Regions from separate parts of the Homo sapiens genome. Here region 2 is linked to region 1. A link is a loop called in an ENCODE intact Hi-C map of the cell type or tissue named here. Cell type or tissue: Caco-2. All regions are shown on one strand. Each heading gives the region's core, and the rest is flanking DNA. Links, peaks and the distances in the headings are about the cores only.

Evidence for each region. Peaks named below come from ENCODE experiments on the same cell type or tissue, not always from the same donor. Only the 100,000 strongest peaks of a DNase experiment are listed, where the experiment ranks them.
Region 2: a loop joins it to region 1, with 6 times the contacts of the local background. A loop is called at or near these places in 1 of 110 quality-filtered maps.

What each region holds. Positions count from the first base shown.
Region 1 is chr4:37,594,488-37,599,872 of GRCh38, forward strand. It overlaps a transcript of RELL1 not described here. Among named protein-coding and RNA genes, the nearest start is that of RELL1, 89 kb to the right of the region's middle. In Caco-2, for the core only: no CTCF peak of the experiment used is centred there; DNase peaks (open chromatin) are centred at 2,644 and 5,034.
Region 2 is chr4:37,539,663-37,545,047 of GRCh38, forward strand. All of the region lies in intron 1 of PGCKA1 (PDCD10 and GCKIII kinases associated 1), which reads left to right. Among named protein-coding and RNA genes, the nearest start is that of PGCKA1, 88 kb to the left of the region's middle. RefSeq lists an enhancer at 1-263. In Caco-2, for the core only: no CTCF peak of the experiment used is centred there; a DNase peak (open chromatin) is centred at 2,479.

The sequences.
Region 1 (5,385 bases), core at 195-5,194:
TTTTGAATTAAGATTATTTTATGTATATATTACATATAGGTTTCTTGAGCTAAGAAGTTAGATTTAACTTTTTACTGGGGGAAAATGAACTATCATATAAATATGAAATTAAATTTTTTCCCCTCATTGCCAAAGCAGATGTAGTGAATAGTTATAACTGGAAAAACCAGATACCCAAAAAAACGAAGAGAATTTTAGGTTTCTTACATAGCACATGCCCATCTGTCCATGCTCAGTAAGTGCTGGCCATTCGTCATTTTCCTCCCTCTGCCCCGCTCTGTCTCTCTGATTCTCTTCTCTTCCTACCTCTCCCATCCGTACCTCCAAGCAGGAGGCCTTAGAAAGAATGAATGAGACACCAGATGCAAGTGCAAGTGCAAAGATCTCCTGACTTCCCTGGTTTGGTCGTCTGTGTGCAACCATGCAGCAGATAGAGCACAGTCACTACTGCAGCACAGGATATAGCCTCCTTTCCTGGACTTGGACTTAACTCTTCATCAAGGGCACTGCTTTTCACACAACCAGGCTTTATGACGAAAACGTAGAAATTAATTGCTTTCTGGTCTTGTTTCATTTTTTTTCTCTAGATTAAACCTCATGCATTTTTAAATCCTCTATTTTGGAGTTGGTGACAAACACAGACAAGCTGACATCTGTTTTTCATGGTAAATCCTTTCCCTGTTAACTAATAGAACAATAAGTCATTCATTTATAGATTTACTAAATTTGTAAGTTTCTCATATGTATCAGGTTATACAAACCACACCTAAGTGGTCTGCTAACTTCTGAAGCACTCCCAGCCACTTTAAGAAACATTTTATGCAAGTCAATGTGTTGATCGTAGATGATGCTTACCTGCACATTTAGTCACTTGGAGTCAACTATTAGCAATTTTTTTCAACTGAAATATCTGTACTAAAAAAATGCGTTTGGCCTGAGATCTAAGTTAGTGTACGGCACAAGGGGGGAACTCAATACATATTTGTTGATTGAAAGAATACATAAAAGAAGTCTGGAGTTAGTGATCTTTTCCCGGTCTGGTTGGGGAGATATCATGCAGGTAGCCAGGATTGTGCTGGATTGTGACATGGTGTAATAAAGGTATACATGGTGTAATAAAGGATGTGGGAGCACAAATCCATAGGAATTTGAGAGTTTAGGAATTGTATTTATTATTCAGGCCCTTCACTCTCAGACTACCCTGCTCTATTTGAATAATGAGGCTTGTGGTGGTCTGTGGAAAAGTGGACAGAGTAGAATTTGGGCAGCTGCTGAAGGTTTGGTCTCTAGAATGAGTCCACGTTACCCTAAGGACGGTAATCCCAAATTGAGACAAAAACTTTAAGAAAACCAATGTTTGGGGCCAAGCAATGGGGAGCTTGGCCGACCTCGTTTTTTAGTGATTTTGAACTCAATCTTTAAAATCCTGGAAGAGAAGGAAAAAAAGGGTGTATATTCGTGTAATGACATCCAGATCTCACCGTTCTCTTGGCTCCTAGTGATGGGGGAAAAAAGGTGCGCCCAGGGTTGACCCTTCAGTAACACCTGCAGCCATGCGTCATGACCTCCAGGTGTTCAGAGGCCCTGCCCATGTGACACGTGCCTGGTACTTCCCATACATGTGCCTCTTTAATCCTAATAAACCTGGGGTGAAATCCGGCTGTGCCTCTTGCTCGCTGTGTGACCTTTTGACTTTAAGTTCCTTAACGTTTCTGAGCCTCACTTTTCTCATCTGTGAAATGGGGATCATTCCTATTTCTAAGAATTGAAAGCGCACATTCTCAAACTTCAGTGTGCCCCTGAGGCATGTGGTGTGCTTGTTTAAAAGGCAGATTTCTGGACCTACCTCTAGGAATTCAGACTTAGGAGGTCTTGAGTGGGGTCCTGGCATCTACATCGTTTTTGTAAGTAATTCTCCGCACTTGGAGAAACACATAAGACTCCAGCAGGGATTGCCACACCTTTTTTTTATCTTGCACCAGTTATCAGTAAAAAGTACTGCACACACCCTTAATATAAGCACTTTTACAACCATACTGTCTTCTAATATGTTATATGGTTTACAGTATTTAGCAATACTAAGATGAAGTAACAACATATCAGAGCATTAATATTTTTTTCACTCCCCTGGGGTATGTGAAACCTACTTTGGAAACCACTGGTTTAGAAGATCAAATGAACTAGTATATATAAAAGCTCTCTGTAAATAGACAAAACTGGGCATATATATATATATATATATATATATATTTTTTTTTTTTTTTTTTTTTTTTTTTTTGAGATGGAGATTCATTCTTGTTGCCCAGGCTGGAGTGCAATGGCACGATCTTGGCTCACTGCAACCTCTGCCTCCTGGGTTCAAGCGATTCTCCTGCCTCAGCCTCCCACGTAGCTGGAATTACAGGCACGCGCCACCACGCCCAGCTAATTCTGTATTTTTACTGGAGACAGGGTTTTGCCATGTTGGTCAGGCTGGTCTCGAACTCCCCACCTCAGGTGATCTGCCCACCTTGACCTCCCAAAGTGCTGGGATTACAGGCGTGAGTCACCGCGCCCAGCCCGGGCCAATATTTTTGAAAGCACATAGAGCATACACATGAGTGTGGACCACGCACTTATAATATAAGCCCACTTGCAAATCCAGTCAACACCACTGACCTGCAACTCTTCCTCCTCACCTGTGCTGCCCTCTGAGCCTTGTTCCTAGGAGACTTCTGTATTTACTGCCTTTAAGCATTTTGGAATAGTTAATACAGAACTAAGGGAAAATATGACCTAGAGACCAAAAGGCAGACAAAGAATTTTACTTATCTCCCTAATCAAAACTACACATTCCAAACTAAAATGAGTGAGGCCTTTGAGGAACAGGCTAATTAGAATACTTGTTTAGTCAGAATCTGGCTACTTTGAAAGCACAACAATGCAATTTCTCTTGACATAAGTTACCAACTTAAAATCCCACACAAAAAAATCCATTTCTAGGTCCAACTCATTCTTTTCCATTCTCCAAAATATTCCTAAAGCTATGGAGAAAGGTAAACCTCAGAATTTACATAAATCAGGAAGAGTTCACAGGCCACAGAAGGTCCATAGCCTCTACTCATCAGCCGACGTGCTGCTCTCTCTGTCTTAGATGTTGATGCTTAGAAAGGAAACAAAAGCTTTAAATTACCAATTTCTGAAGACACAAGATCTAAGGTCCAAGGTTTTCATGGCATCAGCCATAAGCCGGGTGACAAACCATCAAGGACTGTTGTGGTTTTTAAATTAAAATTTACAGGGGCTGGGTGCCGTGGCTCATGCCTGTAATCCCAGCACTTTGGGAGGCCGAGGCAGGCGGATCACTTGAGGTCAGGAGTTCAAGACCAGCCGGGCCAAAATGGCGAAACCCTGTCTCTACTAAAAATAAAAAAATTAGCCAGGGCTGGTGGTGCTCGCCTGTAATCCCAGCTACTTGGGAGGCTGAGGCAGGAGAATTGCTTGAACCCAGGAGGCAGAGGTTGCAGTGAGCTGAGATCGTGCTGGTGCACTCCAGCCTACATATATATATACACATATATATAAAATGATATGTAATATATATATATCATAATATATATATATATATAACTCCTCCTATAGCTACTTTTCTGCAAATAACTGCATTAGTCATGAGTTCTTTTTGTTGGTTTTGTTGGTTGGCTGCAAATGACAGAAACCCAAACTAGATAACAAAAGAATTTCCTTGAATGTTCTGTTCTGGGAAACAAAGTGCAACTCTGTCTCAAAAAAAAAAAAAAAAAAAAAAAAAAAAAAAAGTTTATAGGAAGAAAATATATAGAGAAAAAATCTGCAAAGACATTACTTCAAAATAATTTGCCAAATATTAACGTAGAAATTGTATTCAGTAATTAATTTCTGGGAGCCAACAAGTTATGGGTTTTGGTATTTTGTTGTTGTTTTTAGTATTTTTATAGGTATGACTATAGCTTAACATTTTCAGTACTGCTATGTGTTAAGCACCAAATGCAGTCAGCCTTGTTCTAAGTACTGCACGTGAATCATCTCACTGAAGTCTACCGTGACGCCATGAGCTATAGGTATGATTGTCCCCATTTCACACATGGGAAAATGGAGGCTCAAACAGCTAAATAACTCATCCAGAATCACACAACCAGACAGTGGCAGAATCTCAACTGAACCCAGACTGAACAACAAACCGGTGCTTTTTTTTTTGAGATGGAGTCTCGCTCTGTCACCCAGGCTGGAGTGCAGTGGTGTGATCTCAGCTCACTATAACCTCTGCCTCCCAGCTTCAAGCGATTCTCCTGTCTCAGCCTCCCGAGTAGCTGGGATTACAAGCGTGCACCACCATGCCCAGCTAGTTTTTTGTATTTTAGTAGAGACAAGGTTTCACCGTGTTGCCCAGGCTGGTCTCGAACTCCTGAGCTCAGGCAATCCACCCACCTCACCCTCCCAAAGTGCTAGGATTACAGGCGTGAGCCACCGCGCCTGGCCCAAACCTGTGCTTTTAAAGGTGACATAATATGCCTCTCTGTGGCAACATCCATGTTGCCATTAGACAAAGATAAGGGCTGAATCAAAATGTGAGACAACCCAATTTTGTATATGTAAAATTGTATGTATTGTCAATTGGGATTAAAAGGGGGTTTTGTTCTGGTTCTAAGGAAGATTGTAATAAAGAATAGAAAAGTTAGTCAAGGCCTTGTAACCATAATAGGTCTGCTGCCCAACGTGCCGCAAGTCAATAGCTGAGACACGGGGTTGCCGCAGAGCAAGAGGTTTAATGGGAGGGCCGCTGAACGAGGAGATGGAAGGAAACCTCAAATCTGTCTCCCTGAGGAGTTTGGGGCTAGGCATTTTAAAGGGTTTGGAGTAAGCCTAAGTGTGGTGATAGTTGATTGGTCGAAGAGTACAGGGTGAAGTCATGGGACAGGGTGATGAAGAAACTGTATTCTCATGCTGATCCCATTTGTCTGGGTGGGTTGGCTGTCAGCTGTTTCACTGGAATTTGGGGGAAAACACCTTAAGCAATTCTAACAAAAGCTTTATGATTCTAATGTCAGAAATCCTATCTATAGGAACAATGGGGATGCACATGGCCAGGATCTAGTGCTACTACAGGACTTTTGGTGACAAGGAAGTGGGCCAAAGTACAGCCTGATTAATGCTTAATCCAGAATTCTTGTTAACCCTGTGAGGACAGCTTCAGCTTTATCTGTAAAATCTCTGAGACTGTCTACTGTCAATGGTATTTTTGCGGCAATCGTAAGACCATGAATTTCCTTTCCCTACAAAGGTTGAGGCAGATCCAGGGGCCATATGTCCCCACCCATGAACCACCCCTACATAGCTTAAGATTCCTTTCCTCAGTTTCATCATCTG
Region 2 (5,385 bases), core at 58-5,057, 55 kb before region 1:
ATAAACATAAACCCTGTGTCGCATTCACTGGCTCCAGGTCTCTTCTTCAGCCTCTCGGACCTGCTGCCATCCTCACTGGAATTAATGGGGAATTGGCATGACAATCACTCTTGGAATAATTTGCAAGAATTTAAAACAATTATTATGAACATTGTGTATTTTCATGGAAAAGGCCAGAGACGTGATGCTAAGTGAAAAAAATGGGACATGTTGTAAAATGATCAAAACAGGGTATTTAGCATATGCAACAGCACGCATTTATCATTTCTTTATCATAAGAACATTCAAAAGCCTCTCTTCTAAATATTTTATAAGATACTACACCTTACTGTTACTAAATGTGAAAAAAATAAAAATTAAAAACCACACAAGAAAAAGAAGTGGGACACGAAGTTGTATGTGTATTGTATAGAATTTGTATGCAGATGGACATAAACCCTTGAAAAAATTTGCATACATAACACACGGTTCAGCTGCACTGATTATGGTTGACCTTTTTTCCTCTCTTTTTCCAAGTTTTGTGCACTTATATGTATTTGTGCATGCGTGCATAATTATATATGTTTTAATGTAGAGTGTATAAATCACATTATGTATATGCAAACATATATAACATTTTTAATGAACAAAGGTCTTTAAGCATTTGGAAAAGACCAGATCTGAGCAGAGCGAGTGCAAAAAGAAAGTTTTTGTACTTTAAAAACTACTTAGAATTTGGCATAAACTAAGGACTAAGCTTTAACGTTAATCGATAAATGAGTGAATCTTACATTCTATCCCGAATATGATTGTGCTTTAGTGAAGTAACTAGGATTTTTCTTTTTTCTGTGGAGATTCTAGATATAAATCACGGTTTTGTTTCTTTGGTTTAAATTACATTCCTCTTTGATCATTACTTCACACAATGAAAAGATATTTCCTTGTGCAAAGTAGTGGTTAACTTCTCATAACCTCTGACAACAAAGAGCCCCTGTGTGAGGACACAGGAATTCCTCTTGGGATACAGGGAAGGCCCCCAGCTGAATCGTATCCAAGGAAGATGTTGCAAAGCTTGCAAAGCTTGTTCAGAAAAAGGAGCCCAGCTTGAGCTCTTTGCTTTCTATTCAGATATTGGCCCCATGTAGAGGTGGGGGTGGGAGTTGGGGGGAACCCATCAAAGAGAAATGGGAAACAAACCTGACTGCATTTACAGATTACAAGGAAAAGTTAATTCTTGCAACCAGTGTTAGAGCCAACTCAGGCTTATTATATTTAGAATTTAACTCCACTTGGAAAAAAACCCCTTTTTTTTTTTTCCTTTCATGGAAGTTAAAGAAGGTAACACAAACAGCCCGTCCACTCTGTGGTGTAAACTCTGAAGTAAAAAACACCTGTCTGCAGAGAAGTCCCAGGCTGGCTGAGTTCACCTTGACTAGCTCTATTTTTCCCCACCAGTGAGTCCAGCATGTTCCCACCAGTTATTATTATGAACTGAAATCTCGCAGAGTCAGGCATTTGGCATGGTATTCACGGCCTCTCCCCACCTAACCCCAGCCCATCCTAGTGGATTTATCTCCCATCATGCTTCCTTTTCCACCACCCACAAACCTTCCCTTCCTCCCATGCTTTAACTCCCCACCCCCAACCTTGTTGGGAGGACTTATAGAACGATATAAAGCACCCACAAGTGGGTCTGGCATGTCCAGGCTTTCAGTAAATGCTGGTGCCCTTTTCCCTTCTTCTCTTTCCCTTTGCACAAAAAGTCTTCCTATTAGAGGTACTTAAGTCTTGGGACAATGATAGACCCTTTAACAGGGTGGTGATGAGCAGAAATGAGCGAGGAGGAGAGTCTGCCCTCTCCGCCCTCTACCAGCCCCTCTTAGGGGCCTCCCTCTACCAGCCTACTCATCAAATGCTGCACATTAATAACAATTAGCCACATGGCCGCTGCCATTTTTGTGCTTCTGCCACCAGCTTTTCCTGGTTCATGCATTATGTGTACACCTCATGTGAAGGAACGAAGGAACAGAGAGGTTTTGAGATTTTTCTTGAGGCCACACAGCTTATAAGTAGTGGAGCCGATTCAAATTCAGGAGTTTCTGGCTCTAGAGCTCACCCCTCTTTTCCACTTGTGCTGAACTCCTATTAACCTCAATAGGGAAGGCACCAAGTTCAAGAGGCCGAAAAAGACATCTAGAGCCAGGAAATGAGACATGGGGCTTATTTGGGGCCTACATACAGAGGAGAGAGTCCAGTGGCGGCAGGCTGGACAATATAACCACATTGCCCAGTGGTAGCGGACTAGGCAACTTGCAAACAGCATGCACTCTATACAGCATTTTCACTTACCCTCCCCTTAATAACCTCCACCTGGCAACCTTCATTTAACCCAAAACTCAGGTCTCAATCCCCTGTACAGCGCATCTTCCATTGGACAGGCCGGGTCTCAGATGTTTATCATAGATAAGGAAGGAATCTCTGAGGTGGTCACTCCTGGATTCCCTAGCTCAGAACACACATTCAGGTGCATCTGTCATTCAGGGTCATTCTAAGGGCATACTTAAATTATTACCACCAGGTGCATTTACCCTGCACCACTATGCAAAAGTGTCTTCCCAAAGACTCACCGACTTTTGGTCACCAGCAGCATTTGTCCCCAACACCTGTGGGTGCTCAAACCGTATCAGGAGAAGAAATACCCCCTCCTAGTTCAGGGGTGGCTCCACTTGAAAAATAACATTCTACAAAGTAAAAATTCCATTCCATGTACAGATAAATTGCACGGATAAATATCAAGCAAGAATCTATTTGCTAACAGACCACGGAATGTTGTCCTTCGGGTGTTTAATGTTGTACTTGAATATGCTGTAAAAAACGCCATTTAAGAACGTGTAGATCAGCACTATCCAATAGAACTTTCTGTAATGAGGAACATGTTCTATGTCCATACTGTACAATACAGTAGCCACTAGCCACATGTGGCTTTTGAGCACTTGAAGTATGGCTCATTAGTGTAACCAAGGAGCTGAAATTTTAATGTATTTAATTTTAAGTAATTTAGGTAGCCATATGTCGTTAGTATTTACCATTTTGACTGTGCAGCTCCAGAATATTCAGAAAGATTGGTTGTAGGACACCACCCCAACTCCATTTTCATAGTGTTTTGCCTATAATCTCTATTATATCATTGCATCTAATTGCTTAGGTGCACCCACCCCACTAAATTATAAGCTTGATGTCTTATTCATCTGGGCTGTGATCCCTACTAGCATATGGTCTGGCCCGCAGCACTAGATGTTTAATAATTAATGCAAGTTAAATAAATGGATGTGAACTGGCTCATTCAGAAGCCAGATTCCTACTGCTTGCTATCATCTAATTCACTCTTTCTCATGACTTTCTCTTATGACTAGACTGGTCCCCAAATCTCCAGGTCAAGCCCAGTCTGCTCACCTGTAAGCACATTTTTCTTTTCTCAAACGAAATCGCTCTTTTAAGTGATTGTTTTGGTATTTGCCTCTTTCTCTCTAAATGCATACTTCTATTACTATTTCTTTGGTGGGTTTTTTTCCATAATAGGCATCATCTTCCACAGTGGAAGAAGCTACCACCTCCAGCCCTACCATACATAAGGAATGCCACCATTCTCCACTGAACCCCCTGCCTTTAATTTGGGTTAGAGGAATTTTATAACTGTGTAAATACTTTTGAAAGCTAAACCAGGGAGTGGATTACCATTATATTTCCTTTTCTGTACAGTGTTTTTCTGCAGGTAGCAAAGGGCTTGTTTCTCATTTATTGAATGTTCTGTATACCTACCACTGATTCAACCTCAAATTATTTCCATGTTGTATAAATCTTTATCTTTGGGACACTTTAGTTATTCTGTTCATTTCATCTCTTGAAAGAAGGCTGCCTGGCTGGGCGCGGTGGCTCACACCTATAATCCCAGCACTTTGGGAGGCCGAGGCAGGCGGATCACGAGGTCAGGAGATTGAGACCACGGTGAAACCCATCTCTACTGAAAAAAAAAATACAAAAAATTAGCCGGGCGTGGTGGCGGGCGCCTGTAGTCCCAGCTACTCGGGAGGCTGAGGCAGGAGAATGGCGTGAACCCAGGAGGCAGAGCTTGCAGTGAGCCGAGATAGCGCCACTGCACTCCAGCCTGGGCGACAGAGCAAGACTCCGTCTCAAAAAAAAAAAAGAAGGCTGCTAGAGCCTTCTTAGCTTCTCCAATCTGAACAAGCTGTGCCCTCTCTTGTATACACTGGAGGCATTCTGGGATCTCCCATCACCATCATCCTTGGTAATACTTTTGCCTCTCTTCTGTGTTTAATGCCCTATTTTATCTATCCCTTGTCATTCCCTCTTGGTTTACTCCCTCACTTGTTTTTTACATCTTCTAGTAACTTCTGATAGCCTGAGAAAAGATATATGGATGATAAACGTTTTGAGACCTTTCATATCTGAAAATGTCTTTATCCTACCCTCTCACTTAATTGGTAGTTTGGCCAGATTTAGAATTATTTGTGTGTATATATGTTTAAGAAGTCCAAAATCATGCTGATGCCCAGCTCTTTGTATATCATTGAGTTTTTTTTGTTTTATGTTTCCCTGGGAGGCTACTGGATCTTTACTTTTATCCTACTTCTGAAATATCTCAGTGATGTATGTTGATTTTGATTCTATTTTTAACCATTTCACTGGGCAGTTGGTGAGTCCTTTCAATCCAGAAACTCATGTCCTTCAATTACGTAAAATTTTCTCAAATTATTTTGTGACGAATTCCTTCCCTTCTTTTGTTTATTCTCTCTTCCTGCAACTCCTATTATTTGGATACTGGATGTCCTGGATTGGTCTTCTAATTTTTTTTTATCTTTTTTATTCAATTTTAAATGACTTTATCTCTTTTGCTAATTTATGTGAGATTTCTTCACCTTTTTCTTCTAGATTCTCTGTTGAAATAGTTATTTTTGCTCTTTTGTTTTAATTTCAAGGAGCTGTTTTTTTTGTTCTCTGATTAAAAAAAAACATAGCTTTCAGTTTGGGGGAACAAGTAACATGATGAGGATGTTATTGTCAGTGGCTTGGGGTTTGGGTTGGGGGTTGGTTTTTTGTTTGTTTGTTGTTTTGGATTTTCTTTTTTCTATTCTTTGTTTCCTCCAAGTGCTTTTTGTTGGTTGCTTGGTTCTTTTTTGTTTTTTTTTCTGTTTTTTGTTTTTTTGTTTTTTTTGAGATGGAGTTTTGCTCTTGTTGCGCAGGCTGGAGTGCAATGGTATGATCTTGGGGGCACAACCTCTGCCCCCCGGGTTCAAGTGATTCTCCTGCCTCAGCCTCCCAAGTAGCTGGAATTACAGGCATGTACCACCACACCTGGCTAATTTTTGTATTTTCAGTAGAGATGGG